Linked DNA regions of Homo sapiens: region 2 is linked to region 1. A link is a loop called in an ENCODE intact Hi-C map of the cell type or tissue named here. Cell type or tissue: Panc1. All regions are shown on one strand. Each heading gives the region's core, and the rest is flanking DNA. Links, peaks and the distances in the headings are about the cores only. Region 1 overlaps LOC105374234 (a long non-coding RNA gene). Region 2 overlaps LINC00578 (long intergenic non-protein coding RNA 578).

Region 1 (16,579 bases), core at 5,150-7,649:
TGTCCTTACTTTGGCTAAACAAAGAGACAGTGTTTTATCTTTTTATTTTCTAAGGTACGTGTCTTTTCTTGTCCGCAGCTTATCAAACAGAACAATTACATCAGCCTTTCAGATTTTTAAGATGCTAGGCTTTATACCTTCCAAACAACACTTTTTGTCACCAGTGATGTTTACAGTAAGACTAATAGTGGGGAGCTTAACAGAGAGTTCTTTCATGGCCTCTCATATGACCTTGCTCCCTGGCTATCAGCGTGACCGAATAGACCCCAGTACATTATTGCTGACACGGCTTCATTCAAACTGTAGAGATGAGACGTCTCCATAGGCACACCAACTACAAATATAAACATCTGTTGGGTCTATGCAGAAGATAAAGTAACCTCTTAACAAAACAAAACAAAACAAAAACCCAAACATATGGGTAAGGTGTAGATCTAAGGAAGCTCGAATAAGACATTTTAAAGTTGGGTTTTTAATTAGATTGGGTTTGCTTAGAACATCCTTAGAGGGGTCTACTAGGTGAATTTAAAAATAGAAGTATGATAAGATTGGGTAATATTAAAAAGGAGACAGAGCAATGAGATTGAGACTCATAGAGAAATTTAGGACACTTTGCTAACTGTATATAGAAAGTAGCTTTGGAAAAGTACATAGAGTTTCTCCTACAGTTCTTGGCAGTCTTCCAAAATCAGAGTCAGAGTTCTTTGAATTTGGAAAGAGGGGATTGTTTAGAGATAGGGTGTCTATGGGGCCTCTGGGCAATAGGAATACTTTGCTTTTCAAACAAGAGGTGATATGGCTCTGGCATATCCATATATAGTTAGGTATCAGTGTGTTGTCACAGGGAGTACTTTAAGACAGAGCCATGCTAGAATTAAGAATGGTTAATCTAAGGAATGGAACCTACAGATGAGGGTGCTAAAACGGTTCTGGAAGAGAAAAAAGAGAAGCCAAACTAAAAAGAGACCAGCGTAAGTAGCTGAGGCTATAGAAGGGCTCATGGTTTATAAAGAAATAGAAACTGAAAAAAAGCAATTACAAAATAAGCTGCACTGCAAGTCCACACAGCTCTATCAGAGGCTATAAATGCTATTAAACTCATGGGGTAGTTTAGTTTTATACAATAAGGAAATATTGCTTGCTCTTACTTAAATCTGATATTATTCGCATCATTTAATTGCTAGTTTTCTAGGAGAGGGTCAACAGTAAATGGTTAACATTAGTGGCATTAGCCCTCAGCAAGCCTTGACCACTGAAAAAAGTAGTGGGTAACTTCCATTAAAATCAAAGTGGCAGGCAAAACCTCAGAATGCTTTCATAGGAAGGGGTTGGAAAGCACAAGTGCCGTCACTGAGGACCATCCTATCAAGATGAGCAGCATACTGTGTTTCTCTTTTCTTCCTTGATGCCTGGTACAATGCATGACACATAGTTTTTGTTTTGTTTTGTTTCGGCAATGATTTGTATGTGTGTGCGCCGTATGATGGGTCAGCTTAATGATTTCTTGTTAATGCTCAACTGAAATCTTAGTGTAATATCCTTTAAAATGTTCTTTGTGTTCTCTCCGCTGCCCTCCCCGCAACAACACATTTAAAATGGGAAAGCTATAAATAAAAGAAAAAGGAAAATAAATTAGAGTACCAAGTAAAAAGATAAGAGAAACCCCAAGTAAGAATAAATTTCTGGATAAGAAAACAAAATCGCGTGAGTAATAGCAGGAGCATTACATAATTAAACATGATATTTAAAAGTGGGGCAATGGGGTAAATTGGAACACATGTGTTTGGCAAAAGGAATTCATTTGTATGCAGAAATCAGGATTTTCATCAACTGCTCTTATAGTAAGTCTAAATTTCCATCTTTTGCCTTTGTACTTTTCCATTACACACAGGACATTATAACCAGATCAGCGGGGCAGCCAAGAGAGCAGAATTTATATTTCTAAATGAAAGTTGATAGTTAATAGCCTAGCTGCATAATGAGCCACATTTCTTGTGCAGAGTCCAAGCTTACACTGATTGCCCAAGTCTAAACAGTGACCCTCCCAAGGCTGATGATTTCCTCAGTAATCCCAGATGGCCCATGCTATGTGAGGCCCAATAAATCAACCCTATCTACAATATTTTTGCTGGAAACAGGGAGAAGCAGCCACACTGGGCTTTCTCTGTGACAGTGAGGGAGGCACGATATATACAACTTAGCTTACAGCAAGTTTCCATTCATAGAGGTGTCAGATACATTTAAACCACCTTGCAATTCATATTTTAAAATGAAAAATTTACCTTAGCATAGATAATTTGTGTTTTCTTGAACAATGGAGGATGCAGTGATGAGAAATACAGTAATTGAGGGTGAAATTCCTTGTAATGGTGATAGCTTATGTTTATTAAGTGCTTTCTGGGAGCAAAGCATTAGGTTAAGCCCCTTCCATGCATTATACCATTTAATCCTAACAAAATTCTGATGAGTTAAATACCACTGTAATTCATATATTAATGAAACAGAAACTGAGGTTTATAAAGGTTAAATAACCTGCTCAAGTAGCAGAGCCAGGATTTGAACCCTAATCTTGTCTGATGCTAAATCCCATGCTTTTACCACAGTATATTTGCTTTGCTTCAAAATATAATTGGGCAAAAGAAACCTAAAATTTGTTTGTAGGATCTCTCTGGGTAATGCTTTAATATCTTGTATCAATATAACATGCCTGTTCTAGAATTCAGAGAATTCTAAGACTCATCTTGTTGAATCCCTTCTGCTCCCGTATGGAAAAGAAGAGAATAGGGGATGAACATTCTTCAGTGGTAAATGACTATCATCTTTGCCTCTCACATTTGACCTATCTCTTCAGGCTCATGATAAATGCCATCTTCCCTAAGTAAACTCTTCCAGAACTACACTCCCACCAAAGTAAATATTAAGCATTTTTTCCCATGCTGTCCCCACCATGCTTTATGGATATTATTCTCTTCTCTGCACTTCTCCACAGATTTCTAGGGGACAATGTCTATATCTTACTCACAGCTTTATTACCAAAACGTAATGACAGGCCAAAAAGAGATTCTGGAATTGAACTCAATCTTATTTAGAATATTCTGCTTCTATTTCATCTACTTTAGTGTTTTTGTTTGCAATTTTAAAGTGCCCAAGAAATGAGAGGAAAGAACAAAGGCCAACTCAGTTGGTCAATTTGTACAAAATAACTTGAGCCCTGGCCAGGTGTCTATGCTGTTGAATTATTTGTCACATGGTTCCCAGGTGAGAGTACTCTGATGATTCTGTTCCAATTCATCACAATAGGGTGGAGAAGTACCACAGAGCACAAATTGTGCTGATGATGGTTGTTCAGTGCATCATCCTTCATATTTGCCAGAATTAATTCAAGCAGTCATTCAACGAACATCATTTGTACATTGAACAACATTAAGTTGGAGAGGGATTAGAAGACATGGTTTTCAGGAGAGGAAAATTACACAAATGAACATAATGGCAGAAGTCTGTGTTTTCAAAGACTTATTTTCCATTAGAGAAAACGTAGAATTTTGCTCCCTTATATATTTAGTATTTATTTTGTTTGGCTTATCACAAAAGCAATTTTTATATGGATAACACTTGACAGTTTACAAAGCACTTCCACACTCATTTATTGTTTCACTTAGTTTTCAAGATAGATCCTAATCAGCATCCTGCTGATGCTGAAAACCAAACACACTTTGTTATTTCTTGCATCCAGATTGTGGGAATTAGAGGCAACCACTGAATGGCCATGCTAAATTAAGGTCATGCTGATGACATAGAGAAAATGCTATTCTTTGGTTATAGATATTAAAAGATGCATTTCCTAGGCTAGACTTCTATATCTTTATAAATCAGCCCCCAGTTCCATTTTTAGCTCATAGCCTAAGGAAAACAATAAACTATCTCCTGCCTTAAAAAACAGCCACTTGAAATCACAACAATTATTTCATGCTAGGTCACAACTTTAATTTTTAATTTTTATTTTATGTTATTTTTTATTATTTTACTTTAAGTCCTGGGATACATGTGCAGAACATGCAGGTTTGTTACATAGGTATATGTGTGTCATACCGGTTTGCTGCTCCTCTCTACCCATCATCTAGGTTTTAAGCCCCGCATGCATTAGTTGTTTGTCCTGATGCTCTACTCCCCTCGTACCCCCACCCCCTGACAGGCCTCCGTTTGTGTTGTTCCCCTCCCTGTGTCCATGTATTCTCAATGTTCAATTCCCACTTATGAGTGAGAACATAGGATGTTTGGTTTTCTGTTCCTGCATTAGTTTGCTGAGGATGATGACTTCCAATTCATGGGTTGCACAGTTCCATGGAAAAAGCACGGTTACCTAGGATGGGTAGCATGCTTGCTTAACACCTCCCTTAGCTGGGGGATGGGGGATCCCCTGCCCCTTGTGGCTCTCAGGTGGGCCGCCACACCACACTGCTCTTCCTTTCTCTTAGTGGGTCTCACCAGCTGCCTAGTCAGTCCTGATGACAGAACCTGGATACCTTAGTTGCTGGTGCAGGATTCGCAAGCTGTTTTAGTTCTTTTCAGTGGGAGCCTCTGACCACCACTGCTTCTAGTTGGCCATCTTGGCCCCGATCACAGCTTGTTATTGTGATGCTGTCTGCCCATTATGATGCTGCACCTCAGGCCATTCCTGCACTGTATTATAACCAACCATCATCAATAAATGTAAGAAAACAGGGCAGAATATTTTTTATTACGGTTGTGTTGTTTTTAAAAAAGAAAAGTAGAAGGCAAATAACAGACAAACAGAAAAAAGCTTTTGCACATAAATGGCTTGTGCTTTTTTTCCGTAATAAAAGCACCCAAATCAGTTTCCCTCTAATGGGAAAAGTTGATTGTGTTTTAGAGAATGGCACATGGCTTCAAGGATCAGTTAAGTGAATTTTATTAGGACCCAAATGGGTGATAGGAGATTAATGTTTGCCTTCTTGAGAATAGCTGTGCCAGCTTCCTCCCAAGAAGGAAGCATGATGTAACTCGTTAAATACAGACAGTCAAGATGAGCTCCTCAGCCAGCTGGCCCCTGAGTTTCACACACCCCAGGAACTGACAGTGCAACCATATCCCACTTAATAAGAATGCAGTCTTACTTTTAAGGATGGCTCTAGGCCTGGTCATTTCCCTTTTGAAATGGCAATTGACTCATAAAACCTTAGGAAAAAAAGTGTTTTGGAAGGAAATCAAAAAGTTAAGGCATATACTTGCTTAACAGTGAATGTTCTCCAAAATAAAAAATGTCCCATCAATACAATTAGTACCAAAATATTGCCCACCACCAAAGTCCTAGTAAGAATGCAGAAATATTGGCAAAGAAAAGGTGACTCAACACCTTTCATTAAAAGAGGAAAAGCTAAAAGTAGTTACCTAGGCTTTTGATTCATCTGTTTTCTTCTTCTAGGACCAAGGAAACTAAAGGCTATGAAGTGCTATCAGTTGAGCAGATGAATCAGAGATTCACCTCATAAAATATCAGTTAAAAAGTAATAATTAAGTCATTTCTGTTTTAAAACATAATTTCCTATAGGAGGAAGGATATTCTGAAGATGGTGACAATTTCTCTCTGACTGGATTCAGAAAAAATAAGCTGATAAAGCATAAGCAACTTAGATTAGAATAAGGAAGACTTTCTTGATGAGGAGAGAATGCCCAATGGTTGAAGGGAAAAGTCTTGAAAAATTGACTATATTTTCTGTTGGAATGGGTCTAGTTGCAGTTCTGATAGGTAGAGTTGAAGTTTTTTGTTTTGTTTTGTTTTGTTTTTTTGAGACGGAATTTCACTCTTGTTGCTGAGGCTGGAGTGCAATGGCATGATCTTGGCTCACCGCAACCTCTGCCTCCCCGCAACCTCTGCCTCCCAGGTTCAAGCAATTCTCCTGCCTCAGCCTCCCGAGTAGCTGGGATTACAGGCATGCACCACCATGCCTGGCTAATTTTGTAGAGATGGGGTTTCTCCATGTTGAGGCTGGTCTCGAACTCCTGACCTCAGGTGATCCGCCCACCTTGGCCTCCCAAAGTGCTGGGATTACAGGTGTGAGCCACTGCGCCCAGCCACGATTTTTTAAAAGAAATCTTTCAGCCCCCTAAATCTTCTTAAAATTAACATTTTTGTTATGAAATAACTATACTGACATGCAGTTGTAGGAAACAATGCAGAGAGGTACCACACTTTACACAATAACTCCCAATGGTAACGTTTTGCAAAACTGTACTACAATATCTCAACCAGGATCTTGATGTTGATACAGTCAAGACACAAAACAGTTTCCTCACCACCAGGCGGTCCCTCTCGCACCCTTATAGTCATACTGACCTTATTCCTCCTTACCTGTTCCTGACCCTTGGCAACAACTAACTTGTTCTTCATTTCTAAAGTTTTGTGATTTCAAAAGTGTCTTATAAATGGAATCATACAGTATGTGACCTTTCAGTATTGGTTTTTATTTTTATTTTTTACTCAATATAATTCCCTGGAGATTCATCAAAGTTGATGTGTATACCAATGTTTATTCATTTTTATTGCTGAGTAGTATTCTTTAGTATGGATGTACTGCAGTTTAACCATTCACTCATTGAAAGAAATCTGAGTTGTTTACAGTTCTTGGTTACTATGAAAAAAACTGTTAGAAACTTTCATGTACAGGTTTTTATGTGAAAATAAGTTTTCATTTGTTTGGGTTAAATGTCTGGGATTGCAACCGTTGAGTTATACGGAATTTTCACATTTAGTAGAAAACTTTCAAACTGTTTTCCAGAGTGGCTGTACCATTTTACATCCTCCCCCACCCCCACAGCCATATATGAGTGATCCTGTTTCTCTGCATTTCTATACACCAGCATTTGCTGCTGTCACTCTTTTTTAATTTAGCTATTCTGATAGGTATATAGTGGGCTGTTACTTTGCATTTCCCTGATGATTAATGAGATTGAACCTAATTTCAGCTTATGTGAATACCATCTCTCTAGTCCCTTTGGCTAAATGTTTGTATGTGTCTTCTGGCCATTTTCTAATTGGAATATTTATTGTTGTTGTTTTTTAACTGTTGAGTTTTGAGAGTTCTTTATGTATTCTAGTTACTAATCCTCTTTCAGGTATGTAATTTCAAAATATTTTCTCCCAGTGGGTAACTTGTCTTTTCATTTTTTTTTTTTCTTGCTCTGTTGCTCTGTCGCCTAGGCTGGAGTGCAGTGGTGCAATTATGGATCGAGGTTAACTGCAGTCTCAACTTCTCAACCTTGTGAATTCAAGCAATCCTCCCACCTCAGCCTCCCAAGTAGCCGGAACTACAGGCATTTAACACCACATCCAGCTAATTTTTAAAAAAATATTTTGTAGAGACCGGGTCTCACCCTGTTGCCCAAGCTGATCTCAAACTCCATGGTTCGACCTCCTGATGCCCAAATCCTGGAATTACAGGCATAAGCCTCTGCACCTGGCTGCTTTCTTCCTCTCAAGAGCTTTTCAGAATTCAAATGGTTTGAAACTTTATTGAGATTAAAGTGATCATTTTTTTTTCTTTCTTTCTATTTTGTTATTATTGTTGTCGTTTTGAGACAGAGTCTTACTCTGTCTCACAGGCGGGAGTGCAGTGGCATAATCTCGGCTCACGGAAGCCTCCACCTCCCGCATTCAAGTGATTCTCATGTTTCAGCCTCCCAAGTAGCTGGGATTACAGGTGTGTGCCACCATGTCTGGCTAATTTTGTATTTTTAGTAGAGACGGGGTTTTGCCATATTGGCCAGCCTGGTCTCGAACTCCTGGCCTCAAGCGATCCACCCGTCTCAGCCTCCCAAAGTGCTGGAATTACAAGCATGAGCCACTACACCTGGCCCAATTTTTTTCTTTTATGGTTCAAGTCTATGAATTCTTTTGTCTATGCTTAGATCCTGCAAATTTTTTCCTAAAAGTTTTACAGTTTAACATTTTACATTTAATTCCATAATTCATTTTGAGTTATTTTTTGTAATAAAGTGTGAGGCTTAGGTCAAGGTGTTTTCTTTTATTTGTTTTTGTTATTGTTGTTTGTTTTGTTGCTGTTGATGTCTACTTGTTCCAGTACCATTTGCTGAAAAGACCATCTTTTCTCCATTGATTAATTTTGTAAGACCATAACTCTTAACATCAAAGAAGACACAACTTTATCTATATTTTCTTATATCTAAGAAAAGCAGTAGTTTTTGTTTAGAGAGTGCTAATTGTGTGCCAAAGCACTATCCTAAGCTTCTTATATATCTTTACCCATTTCCTTGCCTCAATGACTCATTACTCATTTAATTGTCTTAATAACTCCTTGAAGTAAGTATTATTGTTTCCATCTCACAGATAATGAAACTAAAATTTAGCCAGGTTAAATGATTTGCTCAAAGTCACAAAGCTAGTGAGTTGGAAAGCTGGGATTCGGACCCAAGCGATATTCCCCTAAAGACTGTGCTGTTAACCTTCATGAATGCTGCATTATTTACAGTGCGCCAGATATTTAGCAAAATACTGAACATTTTGCTGTTTTTCTCACTGTTATCACAAGGCATTTCAACTAACGTAATAATAAAAGACTCTCTCCTCACATCCCTTTTTTTAAGTTTCATGTGTTTGATGTTTTATTCATATCAAAACCCTCATGTCCATGAAAATACAATTTAAGAGTCAAAAAGCATAAAATTATATTTCCAAATTTGGAGTCTGTTTCACAAGCTGAAGCGCACAGTTTTGATACCTTGACAATCTTTCTGTTACTTGCAAACCAACTCTATTTCATAGGGTCTAAACACACGCACACACACACACACACACACACACACACGTACACACAAATCCACTGGGGAATCCCAGTGCTATTGTTATTAGGTACTAATACAGCTTAGGATTGTTTACTAAAATCAACTCCTATTTCCTTTTTGATTTGTTCTTTCAGTTTGTTTCCTGGTTTCTTAGAGTAAACACAGCAAGTATTCATGATAAATGAAGGCACTATGGAAGGAAACAACGCTAGCTGTGCTGTCAGAGAAAAATTGAAAAAAAGTGGCGATGCAAAATTTCCAACATGTAAATATTTTCTTTCATATGCAGGCAGAAAATGGGATATTAAAATATGAGCCAACAATAGATTATTAAAAAATTTCTACTCAGTAAAAATGAAAAAAAAAAACAAAGAAAAATCATCTTTTACTGTAAGGGCATTTTGGAATCTTCATTTACAAAAGCATTTCTGAAGTTGCAAAATCTGACACAGATGAAAGATAAAAGAGCCAGAAATTCCTTCTCACATGCAATATCAAACTGACTTGGGTTACAGGAACGCTGTTAAACTGAGTTTGAACAATCCTTTTTTATTGTGTTTATCTATGCATGAAGCAACTTGTCATGTTCTTCTCTTAAGTAAAAAGCACTGTCCTAAAAATGGTACTTGTAGTAGTTTGCCTTATTGAGAAGAAGAAGAAGGGATAAAATCTAGTCTGAATGGTTTGAAGTTCCAATATGAGAGCTACTCGGTATAATCCAAAAGTCCCAAGATAGTTTAAAATTGTCATCCTGATTTTCAAATATATCTCCAAACTAGATTTCCAAATCTTCTGAGATGTTTTCATCACTAAAGCTGGAGAAATTGTAGATGATAGACATCCAGGAGATTGGTTAACAATTGCTGGGTACAATGTCTACCACTGATGAAGCTGCTAGCAGGTAGAGATGAAAGCATTATGGAACATAAACCACATAGATAAGTGACATAAAATACAGCACTTTGGAATCTTGGTATGCACCTGCCCTTCCTCTCCCATTCCCTGCTCCTCAACACTCTTGGCCTTTCTTCTGTTCTTCTTTGTTCCCCATTTCACTTTCCATTTGTGGAGAGTTCATATCATGTATTAAAATGATACTAACAGTTGGTGGTTCTCTGCAGTCCCACTGCTTTGAGAGGCTGAGGTGGGAGGATCACTTGAGGCCAGGAGTCTGAGACCAGCCTGAGCAAGATGGTGAGACCCTATCTCTACCAAAAAAAAACCTCCCCAAATAATAATACTAATACTCAATGAAACTCTGGATTTACACATATTTATACCTAAGGGAAATTGTAAGCTACAAATTTATTTGGTGTAAGGGTCCTTGGTGAAGTAGAAAGATAGAGTGAACACTGTATTTATACTTTTTAAAGGATTCTCAGAACATTAAAGAAAGCAAAATCAAAGCTGTTCTTGTTGGCTCAGGTTATATAAAATTTAGGGCATTCAGAAAAGGCTAAAAAAATTAATTTTCTTTCTGTTTTGCTTCTCCTCAGATAAAGATATGCAATATTGCAGCAAGACATTTAACTGTGTAGGTCATTTGTGTTTTATTATAAAAATCAAAAATGTATTTCATTTTGTGTTTCATTATAAAAATCAAAAAGGGCAAAAGTAAAGTAAGTAATTTGTGTTTTGAGCTTCATTATGAATATCAAAAAGGGCAAAAGTAAGGTAGAGTGTAGTACATGGAATCATCAGTGTCTCTGAGACTCAGTGGTGAGACAACTTCAAGATAAAGAGGAAAGAGAATAATTTGCCTTTTTTTCTCTAACCATGTACAATTATGAACTTCCGAATATCCTACTATTCTTTACCAGATCCCCTGAGTCATCTTTTTAAAGGTAAACCAGATTATGTCAGCTTAAAACCCTTTAGTGGCTTTCCATCTCACTCAGGATAAAATCCAAAGTCCCCCCATTGGCCTTCCAAGGTCCTTTACATAGACTGACCTCCAATTACCTTTCTGATCTCATGTCTTCTGCTCCACTTTTCTCTTCTCTGCATCGTCAAGTTCTCTCATTCATCTGCCTGGACTGTGTTTTCCCCAAATGTCCTGTGGCTCATTCTCTCACCTCCTTCAAGCCCTTCTCTCACAGAGACCTTCCTTGGATGCTTTACACAACCACCCTCTATCTTTACGTCTACAATTTCTCATCTCCCTTGGCTTTATTTTTCTCCTTAGCATTTTTTTTCAAAATATAATGCTAAATATCTTAAATATTTCTTGTTTTTTATTGTTTTCTTTTGCTTTTTAAAATTCCCTACTAAAGTGTAAATCCAAGAAGTGCAGGAATGTTTGGGTTTAAGTAAAATATGTATATGGTACATACACACAATGGAGTACTATTCAGCCATAAAAAAGAATGAGATCCTGTCATTTGCAACAACATGGATGGAGCTAGAGATCATTATGTTACATAAAATAAGCCAGGAATAGAAAGACAAACATTGCATGTTCTCATTTATTTGTGGGATCTAAAAATCACAACAACTAAACTTAATGACATAGGGAGTAGAAGGATGTTTACCAGGGGCTGGGAAGGGTGTTGGGAGGCTTTGGGGGAAGTGGGGATGGTTAATAGGTACAAAAAATACAAAGAAGGAATAAGTCCTACTATTTGATAGCACAACACGGTGACTATAATCAATGATACCTTAATTTTACATTTTAAAATAACTCAAAGAGTGTAATTGGATTATTTGTAATTCAAAGGATAAATGCTTGAGGGATGGATACCCCATTCTCAACGATATGCTTATTTCACATTGCATGTCTGAATTAAAACATCTCATATACCCCATAAATATATACACCTACTATGTACCCACAAAAATAAAAAATAAAAGCATATAAAACATGTCCTGGCATATACTATGGTCTCAGTACTATGTACTATTGGTGAATGCTTAATAGATGGACAAGTCATGCTTTAAGAAGCTGAAAGAAAATTAGTCATTTCTCACTTGACATTTATAAAGAACTACAAAATGGGGGAAGCAGAATTGGCAAGGTCATTGGTTGGATATCTACAATTAAAATGTTTTTTTTTAAAGGTTATTTATGCAGTTTCCTACTTTGGGGTGTAATCATGAGAGAGGCCTACAGGTCTACTTAAGTTACTCAGTCAACTAATTGAAATTTCTATTCTTATTTTGCTGCAGGAGACAATCCAGTTATAGTGTCTCAGCCCACAGAACAGTGCCAACATTGGTACAACAAAACAGAATTTGGCTTAAAGAGGGATTTGTTCCCCCCTCCCCCAACCCCTGTTTATGCTGGATGAGAAAAACTAAGCAGCTTTAAGCAACTTTGAAGTTTTTCAGACTTGGATTTGATTCCCACCTCTGCCAGTAATTATCTATGTGAACTTGGCTAATTTGCTGACTCTTTCTTAACTTCCATTTTTTTCTTCCTTAATAAATGGGGCTATGTTAGATGTTGTGGTAGTTTCCTGTGGCTGCTGTAACAAATTACTACAAACTTGCAACCTTAAAAAAACCCAGAAATTTATGCTCTCAGTTCTGGAGGCCAGAAGTCCGAAGTCAGTATCACTAGGCTGTAATCAAGATGTTAACAGGACTACACAGCCTCCAGAGACTTTGGGGTAGGATCGTTTCTTGACTCTTCCAGCTTATTGCGGCTGCAGGCGATCCTTGGATTGTGGTCACCTCCCTCTAACCTCTGCTTCTGTCTTTACATTGCCTTCTCCTTTCTGCCTGTGAAATCTCTCTGTCTTCCTTTTATATGGACATTTGTAATAACATTTAGGACCCACTCAGATGATAATCAAGAATTATCTCATCATCTCAAGATCCTTAACTTAGGCACATTCACAAAGACTCTTTTTCCAAGCAAGGTAACGTTTACAGATTCCAGGGATTCAAATACATACATATTGGTGAGGGCATTTTTCAGGCTATCATAGGTGTCCTCTTAGGATCGATGTTACAGTGACTGGTATGTTTAATGAATTCAGTAACGTTCCTCTTTTTTGTCTTTCCCTTCTCTTCCTCCAAACCTCCGTAATGTTCCCCTGTAGCACTAACTCCCACCCCTAATATTATGAAACAGGCTATGCCTGCCCTTAGCATCATTGCTGCCTTTCAGTTTGTACCTCCATTATCTAGTCTAAAACAGACTCTGGGCAGTTGAAAAAAGAAAAAGAAACCTTTCCTATTCACACGTAGCTTCCATTCTGGTGTGGGAGATGAACAGTTAAACAACCAGTTGCAATATAAGGAAGAACAATATACAATTTACAGAGACACATCTGTAATGCACCGCAGGTTAAAAAAGGAATTAGTAATTATTATTGAGAGGTAGGAGCTAGTGAAATCTTGGAGCCAATAACATTTGAACCAAACCTTGAAGATAAGAATGTCAATGGGTTAATGATGTTGGAAGAAATTTCCAGACAGGAGAAGGACACAGAGGAGAGCTCTCCCTTGTTTCTCCGAAAAACCAGTACCTTCCACCTCCCTTTGCTGCACTGTACACTCCCCCGGCTCTGTCCCAGGCAGCCCACCCAAACCTGCTCTTTCCTCAATGCCTCATATGGCAAAGTGTCCTCTTCTCTCAATCTCCTACCAATTAGCGGCTTTAAACTAGGTGCTAAAAGGAAAAGCATGTGATTAATCTAACTCACTATATGGTGTGTGTGGCTGATAACTCCTAAAATCTCCTAGAACAAAAAGAAGAGTTCCTTACCATAAATAAATCTCTACTGGGATTGTACGCCATGTATAAAATTATATGCAGGAAGAGTGTGTTTCTAAAATCACGCATATTAAGGAACATTAAGAAAATGATAAGCATAGAAAATATTTTTCAAATGATAAAAATGCCTAACTAGGCAGCAAAGATTTTGAGCTATAGACAACCACTCTTTCCATTCTCCATGATGCCAGTGTTGTTAGGAGAAAAGGATTCTGCCTCCCAATCTTATCCATACCCCACCCCCAAAGAAAGGAAAGAAAAAAACTTATTTTTCATTTTCTCTTCACATTTTCTAAGACACTAGTTGGGAAGCAATGGACAGAAACAAATCAAGCAACCCTCCCTTTCTTTTTTTTTCCAGCTAATTCAGAATGAATTGAATTTACACAAGCAACAGTGCTTAAGCAAAACCGTTCCTATGGTTACACAGAAGGTTTTCTAAATGTGGCACAAGATGCAGGCAGCCAAAATGACTTGACTGTTTATGTTAAATATGAAGTCTATTCCCTATTGAAATTTAATGATCTACTAGCTGCATTTTAGCAGCTTGCACCCTGATAAAATTAACATTTCGAATACATTTGGAGAGATAAATTGCTTTAGCAATTGGCGAGTATTCACTCATATTTATTGGATCACATCAGTGATTCAGATGAAAGCATTTCCTCCTGAACTATTAGAAATTGGGTCTGCAAATTATCCTCATCTCTGGGCCTACAGGTCCCCAAACACATTCTATTATCTTTATGTAGGTTAGCTGGTGCCAGATGTTAGTCCTCACACTTGACAAGAGAGCACAGCAAAATATATATATTTTTTCTTTTATAGCAACTAGACAGGACCAGCACTGATTCTCGTGGCATTGCTCAAGTCATCCAGTGGTTCTCAAATGTTCAACAAGGTGAACAGTTCAGACAGGGTGAAGTCTGTTCCCCCATCTCCCTCTACTTCACGTCCTGAATGAGAAAGACAATCTGTGTGTTTTAAAAAGCTGGCAGGAAATTGGATCTGGGAAAGATATATTCACTGCATATTTTAGCTGACACCATTCAAATTTGCTACATAAGGGCGTTCCTTGATGTCTGTAAGTAGGAACCTCCCATTCAGCAAAAATAGAAAATGAAAACAGGCTGCAGGATGCCACTCTCTCGTATTTACTTATGTATTTAGTTCAATTTGACTAATGCTTATTGAGCTTCTTATGTAGTCTATTAGACTATATAAGAAGGACTATGGATATAAAGAAAAAATATATATTTCCTAAACACAGATAGCCATTGGTCAAGTAGAAAAGATGGGCAATCAATACTGCCATGCCAGGTATTTCTTCTCAATAGCAATCTATGTGTAGTTCTATACCATGTCACCATCCTCCACGAATATAATCACGCCAAACATAAGATTTTGGTTGTCAGGAAAGGATACTGCAACATATGGCTTGGACTATCTCCATAACTCACGCTCCCCCAGTCTCTCCTGTGCAGGATCACCCACTGGGAGTTTCATCTTCCTCACTGTTTCTCTATAGAGCTCCAATTTGTTCATTTCTTTCTCATTCCTCCAGAATCCCCCTGCTTACATAGATTTAGGCTCATAAATGGTGTCTCCTTTTCTACTACCCAACACGTAAATCTTTATTTTCTATAGCCCAGAAGTATGAGCTTTGAGGTCTTGATAGATAAATTCTATGAAATTCAACTATAACACATTAAAATCCTCAAAACACAAATTTATCAAAACTTCTCTAGACTTTCCTTGTTAGCGTCAAAATATTTCATTCTAAATAGCAAGCTAGACAAGGCAGACATTTAATAATACTTTAATTCTATTTATCTCTTGAGATGAATGTACTTACATCTGACATTTGAGAATTTCAGTCTGTTTGAGGAAATTTATTTTGAATTGGCAAGGAGAAATACATTCATCCTATATTGATTCCCTTGTCAGGTTAGTTTCTGAATTAAGGTTACCTCTTACTGTTCTAATTAGTAATCCTAGAAGTGATTCTTTATGATCATTGTTATTAATATTTTTGGTGAAAATTTTAGTAAATTTCCCCCTTTATGAAATTCATTAGATAAACAGAAGGTAGAACTTTGTCTTTTCATTTTTGAAAATTATTGACTTAAGAATCTATTTTTTCTTTCAGAATAAGTTTCAAGGGACTACTATCGCAAATGTGTGAGGCTTATTAAAATATCTTTTTACCTGTAGATTTTACAGATGATGTCACACTCTAAAGTGAGTTCTAAAGGTGATCCATATCTTTATAAGAGAGTCAGTCCTAAAACTGAATATATCTCAGAGGAATTCTACTCTGCCTTTTGTAGCTGGGGTATATTTTAGAGGAACCCTAATTTCCTATCCTGTTCCTCTAAGAATGTGGGGATTTCTGAAAAGGCCTTGATATTTTGGTAGATAAATTACTGAACATTCTCTCAAAATCCAGCTTTCAGGCCACCACTTATTTACAAACATTCAATTTTTAAAATTTCTAATGAGTCTATAACTGTCTAGAATAACGGTATGATTGAGAACTAATTTCAAGATTCAGTTGATCTAGATGCAAATTACTTTTTTCTCACAAGCTAGGTCTTCACACAGAGCTTCATAATGGTCAACTTTCAGTACAAAACTAAGGAGCGGATCATCATTCTGTAAAAATTGTGCATGTGGGAGATGAACACTTTATATTAGGAGAGAATTATTGAGTAGGGAAGTGGGATTATCGAACTTCAGGGGAGACTGCTACAGAGGACTTCGCAAACTTAACGACATGGACCCATAGACAAGAACGCTATGTAAGTCAGTTCGCTGCATGATCTTAACTGCAAGAGCCAGGTATTTTTATGTACCCAAATGTCAAGAAGAGTATAGGCCCACAAAATAGTTGTTTTTCCCAGAAATTATGAGTCATTTTCCTATCCTGAACTCACCATTTTAAATTCAAATAGGCATATTTATTACACAGTATTTTGGAAGACATATCTACACTTTCCATTCTTGTTCTCTTTCCCTTTTTTACTCAGAGAGAATAAT
Region 2 (16,579 bases), core at 8,264-10,763, 590 kb before region 1:
CCATGGTGGGGATTGAATGGTCTGGTGGAAAGAACCCTGCCCTGGGCGTAGGGTGCTAATTTTGTCATTTGCTAACTGTGGGACCTCGGGCAAGCTATAGCACTGCCTGGGCCTCAGTTTCCTCCTCTGCAACATGAGGAATTTGGATTAGATGTTTTCTTAGAACACTTTCCTGTATGTTTACAAAATATTCGTTCTTGTTTCTTTCGAATTACATAAATATATGTTTATGGTGGAGAACTCCCAAAATAAAAATAAGCAAAAAAGAGAAAGTGAAACTCATGTATAATGCTACAACCCAGAGATACACACTATTAACATTATGATGTCTGTTCTTCCAGTTCACTCGTGTGTATACCTATGTACATTTAAGTATACACATACCATTCTATATATACGTCATTTTGCAACCTAATTCTTTTCACTTAAAATTGGACCATTGGACCACTCTATATATACGTCATTTTGCAACCTAATTTTTTTCACTTAAAAATAGTGCAAGTATTATTCTCTAATGTGATTTTTTTTTCAAATAGAATCCCATTGTATGAATAGGTCATTAATTTCTCTAATTCCCTATGAATGGATTACTTGGTATTTTTCAGTCTCTTGCAATTTTTCACAATGTTTGAATAAAAACTAATATGGCTAAATCTCTAAACATTTCCAAATTCTTGTCTTAGGGCAAATTGCCAGAAACAGAATTGCTGGGTTACAAGGTATGCGTGCTTCTTAAAGATTTAATGTCTATTGCTAAATTCACATAAAATTTAAATTATGTGTTACGCTTTTTTGTCTCTGGAGATAATTAATCACATTCAGAGTCAGGAATCCTGAGTGTGATACTCCCTTATAATAAGATATGGCTGGGTGCATTTATACACATACACTTTTATCCGTGAACTGTTTTGATATTGTGCTGTTTTGTGATAACTCAGAAGAATTGCAGTACACATTTATGTGGCTATCTTTCTGCTTTCCTCCCAGGGAATGTTGTTAGAGAAAGAAAACAAAATCGCTACATGTTTCTGAGTTTGCAGAGAATTTTAAACCGATTCTCTAAGACTCTTTCTAGCTTTTATAATTTAAGTTGGTGTTTGTTTTATCTCAACACACTTATTGAGTTTCTACTACATGATTAGTAATGAGGCCTGTGGCATGAAGAAGCATGATGTTTGGGAAGAAGAGTTATGCAGCAATGGTAAGCGTACATTGTCAGAGGCAAGCTGTATAGCGTCGGCAATCATGCTCCAAGGATGTCTGGCTGACCTATAGAATAAGGAGATGGGGAATTCAATGAGGTCTGGGAAGATACTGTGTTAGCTGGAACTCTTTGATTAGCACCTAGAGAAAACCACCTCAAATTAACTTAGCAAATAGGGTTACATTTATTGACTCATATAATCAGGCCCTAGAGAGGCCGGGGTTGGAGCAGGGCATGACTGAAGCAGGAGCTTTCTTCCTTTTTTTTTTTGTCTTCTGTTTTCTTCATTCTCTCGGAATTTTCTAAGCTGGTGGCTGGAATTAAGGCTCTTAGCTGCTTATGCTTACATCTTTAAAGCCTTAAGTCCAGAGGGAAAAAAGTCATTCTCTCAGCTCCAGTTTGAAAAAGCCTAAGACATCACTCTGGTTGGCCTGTCTGGGGTGATGGACCCACCACATGGAACAGGTATTGGGCCAAGGAGGAAAACCATGATAGGCCAGCTTGTGGCAATCCCAGGACGGGGGTATTTCCTTAAGAAGAGGGAAAAGGGTGCTGGACAGAAAAAAAACATGAATGCTTAAGATGGGCAAGATTTCTATAGGCAAAAAAGGAATTTAGCAGAGGGTGTACCAGTAGCAGGTGATTAAAATTATGCATTGAATACATAAATGAATGAAAGGGCATGAGTAGCAGTGGAAAAGAAAGTATCCTCCTTGATTACTAGGAGTCTACATTAATTATTTCTTTTCATCTCCATGAAACCTCTCTGATACGTAGGTTCCCATTTTTCAGATAAGCAAAGTGGAGAGGATGAATTAACGTCCGTCATTACTCTGCTAATGGGATGCGTGCTTATAAAGTCACTATTAGCTAGGCATGGTGGTATGCACCTACAGTCCCAGCTACTTGGGAGGATGAGGTGGGAGAATTTCTTAAACCCAGGAGGTCAAGGCTGCAGTGAAAACAAACCCAATTTTCCTCCTCACCAAATACACAATAAATTGTTGGCACATTTTGTTGGCTATGTCAGGGCAAATGGCCAGAGAGATCATTGCCAGGTGCCGTAGCAGGTGTCTGGCCCCTTATTACCCATGGTATTCCAGGGCAGCACGCTTCCATCTAGCAGGGTTGGGAATCCATCTCTGTGGGGAGAACTAGATTCTGGGAGCAGCAGCCCATCTTCTAGCAAGATCAGGGGCTGGGATTTTATTTTATTTCTTCTTACTTTTTTGAGACAGGGAGGGCCTCACTCTGTTGCCCAGGCTAGAGTGCAGTGGTACAATCATAACAGTCACAGATAGTGTTTTGGTTAAAAATCAAAACAGAACAAAGTAAACTACAACAAAACCACATTCATCTATAGCCAAAAAAGAGTTTGAGAATAATTGAATTTTTCTTTGGGTTTCCAGAATGCCTCAAAGAGGAATCCTCAACTTTTTGTGATCTCCCCCACTTTTCTTGCCCTGTACTGGCTTGAGCTCCAAGCATCTCATCAGCCCCAGCCCTAGCTCGTGGGCCTCTATTTTCATCTCCCGGCCCCATCATGACTCTGCATTCCAAAGCCCGAAGTCACTGGTCTCAAAGAGATAGACTTTCCTTGGATTTAAGGGGAAAGAAGACTAGGAAGAAGCTGTTTCAATGAGTGAGTTGGGGGAGGCTGTGCAAATTCCTGCATTATTAATTTCGTTACAACCTACTTGACCTACTTTTGAGTGGCGCTATGATTCTGACTCAGATCTCGCTCTCAGATCTGTGTGTTTTGCCCCTCACCATTCTACCTGGGGAGAGCAGTGAAATAACTTGGAAAAAGACTGAGGTTTTCTCTTATTATCCCAGGTTCTGACTTCTTGATTTCTACTATCCTAAAACTTATATGTAACACCTATCACATAATTAATCACCGAATGATGTGTAATAATAGCCCGATTCTCTCATTATTTCCCGTGTTTGACTTAGGTCAACACAGCACATCACTATTCCCTCCCTCTCAGGTACCCTTTTCCTGCTTTGTCCTCTGGTGAATGCCTGCTCATCCCTCAGAGCCCAGCTGATGTGTTTTCTTCTCTGCTATGCCTTCTCTAGGGCTTTGCAGGATTCTGTGAACATATTTTTAGTGTCAGCTTATCACAGTGTGTTGTAATTGTTGTTTACCCATTTGCCAACCCCAGGAAAGTTTGAGTTTCTCTAGGGCAGGGGCCATGCCTTGTCCATCTATTCTCCCTCCAGTGCCCAGCATGGCTTCTGTCACTTAGTAGGTGCTCAATAAACATTTTTTAAATGAGTAAAAAACATGAATGACTTGGTTTTTCCTGTGTGTAGCAGAGGGCTATGCACTGAACAGGATGCTGAGTAGTATGAACTGATTGATTGATTGATGTGAGAGTAGGAGGGAGACACCGTAAGTCCTGGAAAAGGGAATGGCATTATGAAATTCATGTTTCAGGAGAATGGATGTGGCAGTAAGATCTGTTACTTGAGACTTTCAGACCTTGGAATAATTGCCTGTGTTTTGACATTCTTCTGTAACGTTGGGGAAATAAATGGAACTAATGGGAAAAAAACTCTTCTAGGACATTCTCAGATGTAGCTAATATTGACTCAGCAAAACAAGACTTCGGAAAGGATCCTGGCACATTTCCTTGCTCCCCAAGGTTCTGGGAGTAATTTCCTTGTGCGTGGTCTCCCTTCTGCTTTCTACGTTTACCCACAGTTGTTAGTGCTCTCCACAACTCAAGTAAGATTTAGAATAGGATCTGATCTTCCTTATATTTACCACTCTACCAATTTTTCTTCATAGGAAATTGGATCTTGTACGATTGGCTCACATTTGATGTATAAGATTTTCAACCACCCCGTAAGGACTTAACTTGTTATTCAAGAATGAAATATTCTCTGGTCTACAGGACTCATATTTGGAATCTCCAAACCCGGATTGCTACTGCCTGGATCAGCCCAGCACAAGTCCTGCCAACCTCTGTCTTGGCATGCGCTTGAGTTCTGTGTGTTCTCACATGAAAGCAGAGTTTATAGATGTTCAAACAGAGAGAGCTGAGAGTCAGTGATGCTAAATGGTTACTTAAGGTCACACAGCTCTAGGAGAAAGCCCCAGATCTTAAAAACACATTTCAGGAGAATCTGGAAAGAGGAAGACCATTTAGAAAATGGTGAGGTTGGAATTATTTAGGACCATTTATAACTAAGGAGGGAGTGTGCTCCACATGTGCTGAATGACACTAAGCCACTGACATAATTTGAGAAATTTCTGGGACTTAAAAATTTTTGTTTCATGACATACAGAAAGGTAACAGAATCAACTTTCTGTTGGGCAGGAATTTAAGATGTAGTTGGTTCCATGTAAGTGGCTGTAATTTCCACAGTTTTGAGTTAGGCCCTTCTGGTGTTTTGTAGCTGGGTATCGCTACCTGCAACTGCACAGCCTTCTGTAGATTAAAACATTAATATGAACCATTCATGATCTTGAGTTCCAATTTTAAATTTCATTTGTCTGAGTACTAATTTATAAAGATGAAAAAAATTCAATGTGGGTAATCCAGCTTTTCATTATGTATTAGTTGCATGCTGGGAAAGAAAGATACAGCAAAGACCCTGCCCTCAAGGAACTCACAGTTAGAGGAAGGGCGAGAAACCTCATCAGTCATGGTGGTGACAGAAACATGGAAGTAGTCCACCCTAGAAACCTGGGAAGTGATACCTTATGTGTTGAAGGATGTGTTAAGAATGACTTGAATTAAAGAAAGATGCAAAGAATACAGCATGGACAAGAACACTGAGTTGTAAACAGATGTTATTTCAATATGAGTCATCAACCAAATTAACATCGGCGGAGATATTTTCTCTATCTCAGAGTAGAAGTTTTAGTGCATTTCTAATTACATATTTTACATGTTTGTGAAGACCAGTTTTTCCCATTTTTAGATCTCTGGTTGACTTTGCTGTTGCTCTTCCTGGTTCCCTTCCTTAACGTCTGCTGTTCATATTTAGATGTGCACTATCATTTGGATTTCAACAAGGAAAAAGATAAAGATTACATCGATTAAATTATCATCCTGAAAAAGACGCTTAAGGAGGCAGTTTGGTTCACAGATTCATGTAAATCCAATGCATGGAAATGATGTACAACAATCTCTCATGTGAAAAGTCAATTGGAAAGTGATAAAGTTCAGGCTTTGCCCCTGGTATTTAGTTATTTGAATTTTGTGGCAAAACTCCCCCAAACTCATATTCTAGTAAGTTGAGTGTGACTATTTTAATACTAGCAGTCACAATTTTAGGGAGACTCAAGAATTTTGGATTCAGAGAGGTGTGCGTTTTAACTCACTGCTGTGTTTTATTTATTTATTTATTTATTTATTTATTTATTTATTTATTTATTTATTTTTGCGACAGAGTCTGTCTGTGTCGCCCAGGCTGGAGTGCAGTGGCGCCATCTCAGCTCACTGCAACCTCCACAACCAGGGTTCAAGTAATTCTCCTGCCTCAGCCTCACAAGTAGCTGGGACTACAGGTGTGCGCCACCATGCCCAGCTAATTTTTTTTGTATTTTTAGTAGATACGGGGTTTCACCAAGTTGGCCAGGATGGTCTTGATCTCCTGACCTCGTGATCTGCCCACCTTGGCCTCCCAAAGTGGTGGGATTACAGACGTGAGCCACTGCACCCGGTCACTCACTGCTGTTTTTACTTTGAGCTAGTAACTTAACTTCTTTGAGCTTCAATTTCTCCATTCACAGAATGGAAGAGAAATATCCAAGTGCTATTTTGGGATAAAATAAAAAACATTTAGTAATGCTAAGTACAGGACCTGGAACATAGTAGGTGCTGAATAAATAACTGTTATTATTATTATTTTGCTACCTTCATTCCCTCCACAATATCATATTGCCTGGGGATTCAATATGTGACATTCAGAGTCCAACTTCATAGTCTGAGGTGCAAATTAACTGCCAGAGTGATTGAGAGCGTAAAAGATCAGCTCCTCTATTTGTCAGTAGGAGTACAAAGTCTAGAAGTCCAATTGGCCTTCTGCAACTCCTTCCCTGTTATACACTCAGAGAGCTCCTGAGTTTCTTGGGGAGAGTCTAGTCCAGCTCTGCTCTGTTGTGATGTGCTGTGCTGGTGGTTGTGAATGACAGTGAATGCTAGCATGAATAAATTGAGTGTGAAGTGGAGATGGTGAATGCGGTTCCCAGCTCTTAAGGTGGCAGTAGCTGTTTGGGTGGTATTGCCCCTACACCAGCTTTCACACTTTTGTTGGCTACCAGTTCCTTAGTGTACCTGGCACTTCTCTCACCAAAGAAGAGAGGGGAACAACCAACCAAACAAACCCAATTTTACTCCTCACCAAATACACAATAAATTGTTGGCACATTTTGTTGGCTATGTCAGGGCAAATGGCCAGAGAGATCATTGCCAGGTGCCGTAGCAGGTGTCTGGCCCCTTATTACCCATAGTATTCCAGGGCAGCACGCTTCCATCTAGCAGGGTTGGGAATCCATCTCTGCGGGGAGAACTAGATTCTGGGAGCAGCAGCCCATCTTCTAGCAAGATCAGGGGCTGGGATTTTATTTTATTTCTTCTTACTTTTTTGAGACAGGGAGGGCCTCACTCTGTTGCCCAGGCTAGAGTGCAGCGGTACAATCATAACTCACTGCAGCCTTGACCTCCTGGGTTTAAGAAATTCTCCCACCTCATCTTCCCAAGTAGCTGGGACTATAGGTGCATACCACCATGCCTAGCTAATATTTAATTTTTTCTTTTTTTGTAGAGATTGGGTCTTACTGTGTTGCCCAGGCTGGTCTTCTTGAACTCCTGGCCTCAAGCAATCTTCCTGCCTCAGCCTCCCAAAACACTGGCATTACAGGCATGAACCACTGTATCCATCTCTAAGGGCTGGGATTTGATAGCAAAATGATCTGGCAGGATCTTGCCTCCATGCCTATCCTGTCAGCCAAGTGTTTGTGATTGCAGAAGCATTAGTGCCTTTCTTGGCAGCATTAGGGGGCTGGGGTCCAACCTTGAGGTTGTGGTTGGTGTGATACAGTGAGCTTATGGCATGATTCACCACCACAGTGTTCATGGCTGGGGAAGCATTTGTCCCTTCCCTGGTGTAATTGGTGTGGGTGAGGCTGGGGGCCAAGTCTTGCAACTAACTGGAATTGAATGCCTTGCATACTTAGCAGTGGCTGGTTTCCATGGATATTTGCAGGAGACCCATTCCTTTTTGGAAGACAGACTATAGAGAGTGACCAGAGACAAGGTAATCCTTATCAGTGAAATACTGATCGACTATTGATGTTACAGTTTAATATGAAAACTAGAATTGCTTTCTTCTACTTTGTTAGCCATTAATATAAATTTATTTATTTTTTCCACTTTAAACAACAAAGTAATTGAGGGCTGCAGGAGTTTGGCATCTGATCCTGTTTCTTGGGCTTGTAGTAGGACCTTGTTATCTGCAGTGGTAATGAGTCTGACCTTAATCCATAACACCCTTGATAAAGATGTAGAGAAGCAAGTCCCTGTGGACTTCCATGTAGTTGTTTGTTCATTCATTCATAAAACTTATGCTTACTCATGATCTGCTGATTACATGGAGCAGACTAATGGAAAAACACTACTTGGGGGATTAATAGCTTGCTCAGAAAGGAAGATGAGCCTGTGGTATAACCAATGTAATAAATGCTGCAGCAGGAGTAATTGCGAAGTTCTCTTGAACTATAGAGGTGGGAGTAATTAACTTGGCCCTGAATAACTGGGGAGAATTTCACAGTGGGTATGCTATTCAAGTCAGGTCTTGAAATGGGAACAAGAGCTTCCCTGGTGGAGTAGAGGTGGAAGGACTTTCCAAGTAGGGAGCATCACTTGTGCAAAGGCCTGGGGGTGGGAGGACCATGACTTATTCACGAAGTGGCAAAAAACCAGTAGGGCTGGAATCTAGGTTTGAGGCTGGTGGTGGTGGGGGTGTGTGTGAGAAGAAAAATAAGGGCCCGTCTGTGACTAGGAATGTGGGAAAATCTGTAGAGTGGAGAGAATATTTAGGGGTGGGGGAGGGGTGTCCCACTATAGGCGGGAATTCAGAAGTCTGCTTTTCTAAGACAGGATTTCCCCAAATATGTCCCATGGAGCACTAGCCCCTGAGATATTCTTGGACTGAGAGACTTGCAGACAAACAAGTATGGGAAACGCTGCACTATATATATCTCTCTATATATTCACATATATGCAACAATATTATAGAAGCTCTGACAAGTCATGTAGGAAAAAAATCTGTTTAACTCTGTTTGACCTCATATTTTACCAACTCATTTGACCATGATTTGATTTTGTGTTATGAGGTACTTGCTAATATCCCAGAGAATTAGCATCCTTCGTTTCACGTATGGGAACGTTATTCTAGGGATATGTAAACTCAGAAAGTAGATCTGGAAGGGGGAGAAGACAAGTTGGCCCCATATTTTGTTAGCTAAGGTCCCAAGAGGCCACTGTCTATGAAAGCTCTGGGCTGTTGATTAATGAGGACACCGAAGGCAGATACCCGGAAGAAGTAGAGACAGGTCTTTAGCACTTGGGAGCAATATTGAGGACCCAGCCACAGAGGGGGTGGTTTTTGGGGGTGTGCACCCAGCCCTAGAGCGCTAGACAGTGGCATACTGATACATTAAGGTCAGAGTAGACTCTTAAGAGAAGCCTGAAATGAAAAACAATTTTTTAAAGAAGACTGGGTTGGGAACAGTTTACATGAGACCTCATGCGTTCTTGCAAAGTCTCTAGCCCTGTGGGGTGGGGGTAGGGTGTGGATGGATGCTAAAGGGGATTTCATTTCCAGAAGCTCAGAGAATGAGATCATCAAGCACATCCAGTCTCATTCTCTCTCCTCAACTCACTCCCTTCTGTTGCCCTCAGGACATATTCCTGTCCTTAATGTGGCTTATAAAGTCCTTCTTTTTCCATTCCCTGCTGCTAGCTCCAGTGTCTTGTTTGAAATTCTCACCCGCCCCATGCTCCAGAACCCCTTGCTGTCCACCAACAATGCCGCCCTCTGTCTTGTGCTGTTAGAAGCTACCTCCTTTCAAATGCTTATGATGCATTAGGTTCTGTGCTAAACACTTGACATAAATTACTTACGTATAGTGTTTACAGTAATCCTATAACGTAGAGGTGCCACTTAGCAATGTATTTGGGATAAATTATAGAAATATCCCACTCACAGTGGCTTAAACAAATATGGGTAATTTCTCCCAGATATGAAGAAGCCAGAGGGAGGCAGCTGTCGAATTCATTCTCGGTGATGCCCCTACAGGCCCCAGACTGTAGCTTTCACTCCATCTTCCTTCACTGTTTGATGATTGTCTTCGTGTTTTGACCTCATGGTTGCAAAGTGGGTGCTGTACCTCTAGGCATTGTGCTGACATTTCACTTTACCTAGAGTGTGTGAACAAAGCCTTCCCAGAACCCCTCAACTGTTTCTGTTTTTGTCTCATTGGCAAGAGCTATGGCCCATAAATTTCCCAGCGGAAGAGAAGCTGGGAAATTGGGGATTTAGCTTCCTACTCTTTATAGTTGAGGGAGGCAAGGATGAAATGGATTGGAAATGGGTATTAGGGTAGCCAACCCTCAGGGCCTGCTTGATAGGCATTGTTATTCCCATATTAGAAGACAAAGCTGCTCAGGAGGCTAAATTAACTGGCTTGGAGTCTCATGGCTGCCAAGTGTCAGAGGCAGATTCCAAGCTGACTCCTGGCTCCACAGCCTATGGTGGTTTCACTGTTTCACATAGGCCCCTTCTCAAATTCTCAAAGTTCACCTCAACCTCTGTTTACTGAGCATCTACTACATCTAAAGCTCCCTATTGGTGTCACATATGGATACACAGATGAGGAAAACATTGTTCCTGCCCTCAGGAAGTGAATCACCTTGATGGAGGGAGACAGCTATGCACATTGCCAGTTTAAGGTAGTTTTTTTTTTTTTTTTTAAGACATTGTCTCGCTCTGTCACCCAGGCTGGAGTGCAGTGGCGCGATCATGGTTCGCTACGACCTTCGCCTCCTGGGTTCAGGCGATTCTCGTGCCTCAGCCTCCAGAGTAGCTGGGATTACAGGTGGGCGGCACCATGCCTGGCTGATTTTTGCATTTTTAGCAGAGATGGAGTTTCACCATGTTGGCCAGGCTGGTCTCGAACTCCTGACCTTAGGCGATCCACCCATCTCGGCCTCCCAAAGTGCTGCGATTACAGGGATGAGCCACTGCACCTGGTCATGAGGTAGATTTTAATGGTTAACATCACTGGGGCACAGACAGTAAGTTGTGGGTATTCTGGGGGGAAAGAGAGGAATTCTGCCTGGGGGATTCAAGAAGCCTCCCTGGAGAAGGAGAGTTTTATCTGGGTCACCTGTATGTAGATGTTTCTTTCATAAACATTGTGGTGGTTAGTTTCTGTTTCATTAAACCTAAGGTAAGTTTAACGTATTTTGTTCTGGGTCATCTCAGGCATTGTTTATGGAGGAAGCTAATGCAGAGATATAATCTTTGAAAGTAAATCAACTGACCATGTTTCTGTTCTTATTTTAATATCTCCATAAAAACCGTAATCTTGTACTTTAAACCAAAATTTGTCTAGTCTATGAAATTAAAATTCATGAAGTAAAACATTCCCGAACAGTAATAAACACAAGGCAATTTAAAATAAGCATAACCCATTATATATTTTCCTAAACAAGTTTAAGTGTCAGGTTGCATTGCATAAAGAAAAGTTTTTATATTCCAATTACACAAAGGAATAAAATGACAAAGGAACCATTTTTAACCCCGACACAAAAGACAATACCATGTATTGTTCTTTCAGTGGGAGAAAAATTAGTTACAATAGATTTGAGAGAAAGTGAAGTGAGAATGATTTTAATTATAGATCTTAGCCCCCCCCAAAAAAAAAAAAAAAAGAAAGCCCTCAAAAGATAAAGGGGCAAAGGGCATGATCAGAATGTTCACAGAAGAGGGAAAAACAAATGGCAAAAGGCATGTAAAAAAATGGAAAGCAATAGAGAAATGCAGAGAAAAATGATGCAGACATCATTTTCTCTCTGTTAAATTAGCAAAGAATTTTAAAAGGATAAATCTATGGCAAGAATTTGGTGAGATGGCAATTTCATAAGATTGTTGTAGGACTGTAAAGTAATATAATCTTACTGGGAAGCAATTTAATGGTATATATCAAGAAACTCAAAACATTGATACGATTTAATCCAGTAATTCCACACTTAGAAATAATTTGACATGTTAAAAAGATATATACACGAAGATATTTATTTCGGAATTATTTATCATAATATAAACATGAAAATTTAAACATTTATTAATAGGGGATTGGTCAAGCACATTATAGTATTAATATATTATAAGACACAATGATCTCATCATTACGAAAAACATTTTGAAAACCTAATGATATGAGGCAATCCTAACATGATGTTAAATGTATAAATAGTGCAATTGCAACTGTAAAAAAACATTTAATAGGAAAAGTCTGGAAGGAAACATCAAAATGTAAGTTTTTGTTGGGCTTTGGCATTTGGAAAAGTTTATTTTTTTAAATCGTTTTTTGTACCTTTTACATTTTCTTTATTGAGTACATGTGATGTTCATGAGAAAAAAGAATGATAATAAGTATGACCCCTGAATCTGCCCGGTGACATTGAATGCCCTTTGTTGCGTCTCTGAGACATCAGCCTTGCAGCTGAGCCTTGTGGCTGGATGACAATCCTGAGCTTGACGTTTAGAAGCTTTCTCTTGGGGAGGCAATGGCTGCTTCAATTCATCGCAGTCCTCGGCCAGCACAAGATCGTTGAAGAAATCCCCACAGGATTGCAGTATTTGAAGGGCAAGGCAAGGCAAGGAAGCTATGACTGAGACATCTCAAGTTTCCCATTGTGGTCAGGTTGCAGGCTGCCCCCATTCTGGCTTAGCAATGGGGCAGAGCTGTCAGCTGTGTGCTTGGAATACAAACGTGCTGTTCAGGAAGACAACTTTACAGAGCATCAGCACCTACATCTGGAGGGCTTTATCATCTCTGTGTGACAGCCATGGCGTCCACCAGCTGACCAACTCTAGGGTAGCTGTGAGCAGGCTGTAAACCCTAGGGAAGTTTGTGATAGTCCTGGAGATGAGGCAGGATAACAAGCCAACGATAGGCAGGATTGACTGCCCTAGTTTAGTGTCTAATTGTGGTGCTTCTCTAAATTACATAAACTCTCTTTTCTTGATAGGACTCGGTTTATTTCATCCATGGAGTCTATCTAGGCAGTTATAATAATAATGATAGTCACTCAGCACATATGCTGGGCCGTTCACCTACGGTATCTCATTTAATTGAATCTTTGCTAATATCCTTTGAGGTTGGTGTCATTGTCCTCATTTTATAGATGGGAAACTGACTTAAATCTCACCAAATTATGGGAGAGCAGATCCAGGATTCAAAGTCAAGTCACTCTACTTCCAAAGCCCATAATGTCTGTAACCAGAACACGAATGTTTCCCCCAGTTTAGTCATTTTAGTGTTCACTACCTTCACCAAAGCCATGCACCATCTAAATGCTACATAATATTTAATATTATAATATTATTAATATATTACAATATTATTATATATATTATTTAATATAATAATATTACATATTTTTAAGTCAATTTATTTTTTTCCAGTTAAAAAAATTACCCTAATCCTAAACAATAATTGATGTGAAATCATGAGTTTAATGTACTCGTTGTGTTTTTTCTAATATGTACAGTAAAAAAAGCTAGAAAAAATGTAAAAGGTTTGATCCCTGTATTTTCTAAAATACTTGCAATACCAGGCGATATGTACTGCACTTTGGGAAACTACATTATGGGGTCTCTTTGACTATGTTATCTCTTGGTGGGAATATTGTTATGGCAATTCCTGCATTAGAGAAGGAACTGACTTACACAGTCTTTAAGGATAACAATAACATCAATAATCTAATGATACTCTACTCTTGCCAATCCAGAGATTCTCTCATGATTTTATAGTTTCCATGAACAACTGATATTTTGGGGGCTTATTATTGCTGGATGCTCTTACTAGTATGCCAATGATATCTGTAGAGAGTTCATATGTTTCTATTTTTCTGTAGCATCCCTCTTATGGTGGTAGAGGTAACAGGAAATTAAACAGTTTCTCTTCACTAATGGTCATATCTTTCTGCCCTTGGTAGACTCTAACTGGCTGTAATTGCTTCTTTTTGATGTATCTATCCCAAGGCAAATGGTTGCTCCTAAGAGCGTCATCTTTTCCTCCTGTTTTCCATTCTAAGCCCAGTGTCCCACATGTGCTGCTCCCAGGCACAGGCACTGCTGCACGGGGCTCCCCAGCTCAAAGGTCAAGCACATCAGGCTTTGAGAGATCAGAGCAATGGGGCTGGCTCTTCCATGGGCATCTCACAGAATGCCTGTGTAATATAATTTGCAGCGTCAGTGTTGTGGAGCAGCTTTGGGGACCTCCTAGGACCACTTTATTTTGCTTAGCAGTGTGAGACCTAGCTGGATGGCTGAATGCTGTCAGTCGTGCATTTGGCCGTAAAACATTTATCCGATATAAAGTGTCACAGGGAAAAGTTAACATTGCTTCACCCCGTGCCATAAATGGATGACACTTTCAGGATTGTGGCGCTAAAGACAGAGAGTCTGAGAAAAACTGGAAAGCAGCAAGCTTGCCTCATGAACAGAACACTCAGCTAGGGATTAGCAGGCCTTGGTTCTCATCCCAGCTCTGCCAGCTGTGTGACTGCAGGAAGGTCCCATGTTTTCTGGGCTTCTGTTTCCTCATCTATAATGATATCTGCCTCACAGAACTCCCGAGAGGTACCTCGAGCGTGCAACAGCACGTTGTCAATTAGAACATTTCTGCTGAGGTCGTTGCTATGATGCATCCTCATATAAAACGAGGGAGCCACAGCAGTGAACTTTGGACTTTTCCAAGCTCTAGAACGCTGACTCCGGGGAGCAGGCAGAGGAACAGAGGGGTCTGAGCACATCACACAGGCATATTTGGTTAGCTGTGCAAACAAGATGGATGACAGTGTCCTCTGTTTCTATTAAGCTTCAAAACTTATTTGGGAGATATGGATTTGGGAGCTGCACTGAGGCAGAAACAGAAGAGAGAGAAATGAAGAAATATTAACAATAATCCAGACATCCTTACTCTGAGGCATAGTTGAAGGGAATCAGTGTGGCCCAGGAAGGGTAATAGCACCAGGGATAACCACCAAATATCTTGTTCATTGGCCAAAAAAACGACGACGACGACAACAACAATGACAACAAAACACAACCCAAGATGTGTTGAAAAATAGAGTGGCTAAACCCAATTATTGCATTACTGTGTTTTCTGGCGAGATGGCAATAAAGAGTTGTGTGACCTCTATACATGGTCATCTTTTACAGAGTGATTTAGTTGTTTTTTTTTTTTTTTTTTGAGATGGAGTCTTGCTCCATTACCCAGGCTGGAGTGCAGTGGTGCAATCTCAGCTTACTGTAGCCTCTGCCTCCCAAGTTCAAGTGATTCTCCTGTCTCAGCCTCCCGAGTAGCTGGGATTACAGGCATGCGCCACCACACCAGGCTAATTTTGTATTTTTAGTAGAGATGGGGTTTCTCCATGTTGACCAGGCTGGTCTCGAACTCCTGACCTCAGGTAATCCACCTGCCTCGGCCTCCCAAAGTGCTGGGATTACAGGCGTGAGCCACCGTGCCTGGCCCAGAGTAATTTAGTTCTGTTATCATGTTAACTCCCAACAGCCCCCAAATTTAGGAAATGATTTTAACAATACTGTGATTTTTCTAGTAATAGCTCTGTGCAAAGCATTTTAAGAGGGAAATTGTCTTTAATCCTTATAGCAGTGCCATGGAATAGATAGTATCACCTCCTTTGTACTGAGGAGAACACAGAGCAGGGTGGTTCAGCCATGTTCCCGAGGCTGACTGCTTAACAAACAGCAGAGCAAGGGGCTCAGATCCTGCTCTGTTTGACTCCAAAACCTATGCTCATGGCTGAATGCTACTTCAGTCTTCACTCAGTAATTCTTTCTGAGAGGGTAAATCAACATCGTTGAGGATTAAAAACATGACTTCTATTGACGCGATTGCCAACTCTTGACAGACCATTAAGAGGAGCAGGGAAAAATATGTCGCTGAATATGAAGTTTGAAGTTTATTACGTTAGTTATCATTCAAATAGGTTTTGGAAATCACTTATCTAATTAGCTACGATGATTATTCGTCAGTTGTTTCTATGGATACTACTCATCTTATTACTCAAAATAGACACTCATTTATGTGCTTATTTCTGCACAGTCTAGTCATCAGCATCTGATAGTTCTGACACAGGAGGGAATCCTGTTTTTTTTTTTTTTGTTTTTTGTTTTTTTTTTTAGTGGGCCGTTTACTGGCTACACTGAGTCCTATCTTGTAAATACTCGTAATGCACTTCCTCAGGCTTTGAAGTAAGTGAATAAGCGCAGCCCTCATGGATTTCATAGCTCGAGAACAGTGTTTCTTAAACTTGGCTACACATTGGAATCACCTGGGGGTGATTGTCCACTCACAGAAATTCAGAATCTCTCCAGGGTAAGACCCAAATATCATTGATCTTAAAATCTTCCAGGTGTCTCCAATGGACATCTAAGTTTGAGCACACTGGCTCTTAGGGTAAACAGGTGCAAACATTCCTAAGCAAACATTCACAAAATTCTCTCTCCTCACAGGCATGCTAGAACATGAAACTGATTGGGTTGGACATTAGACTCACTGGGTAGTGGGGCGGGGAGGTGGGCTTATAGACAGACTGATGCCTGGCCCCCACCCTCGTCAGATTTTTAATTAAATGGTCCCTGGAGAAGGCTGTGCTTAGCGATCAGTATTTTTAAAAAGCCCCTTAGGCCACTCATATAAACAGCCTGGTTTTGAACCACTGAGTCACACCTACTAATCTCGAGAGAAGGCCCAAGGCTCAAGAGAATTATGTTTCCGTTGCATTAATTTCCAGTAAGGCCTGATGCTTTTCTTTTTTTTTGTTTGTTTTTGTTTTTGTTTTTGTGACAGAGTCTCGCTCTGCCACCCAGGCTGGAGTGCAGTGGCGCAATTTTGGCTCACTGCAACCTCCACCTCCCGGGTTCAAGCGATTCTCCTGCCTCAGCCTCCTGAGTAGCTGGGATTACAGGCATGGGCCACCATGCCTGGCTAATTTATGTATTTTTAGTAGAGATGGGGTTTCATTATGTTGGCCAGGCTGGTCTCGAACTCCTGACCTCCAGCGATCTGCCCACCTCGGCCTCCTAAAGTGCTGA

Evidence for each region. Hi-C counts contacts between places; a loop is a spot of excess contacts. Peaks named below come from ENCODE experiments on the same cell type or tissue, not always from the same donor. Only the 100,000 strongest peaks of a DNase experiment are listed, where the experiment ranks them.
Region 2: it touches region 1 in a loop (2.4-fold over the local background); 1 of 110 quality-filtered maps calls a loop at or near these places.

The regions. Positions count from the first base shown.
Region 1 is chr3:178,058,603-178,075,181 of GRCh38, forward strand. It overlaps LOC105374234 (a long non-coding RNA gene), which reads left to right. Exons shown (of 3, transcript XR_001741026.1): 3 at 7,220-7,246. Among named protein-coding and RNA genes, the nearest start is that of LINC02015, 250 kb to the left of the region's middle. In Panc1, for the core only: no CTCF peak of the experiment used is centred there; no DNase peak of the experiment used is centred there.
Region 2 is chr3:177,461,244-177,477,822 of GRCh38, forward strand. The region is part of intron 1 of LINC00578 (long intergenic non-protein coding RNA 578); the gene reads left to right. Among named protein-coding and RNA genes, the nearest start is that of LINC00578, 28 kb to the left of the region's middle. In Panc1, for the core only: a CTCF peak has its summit at 9,368; no DNase peak of the experiment used is centred there; H3K27ac peaks cover 2,259 bases.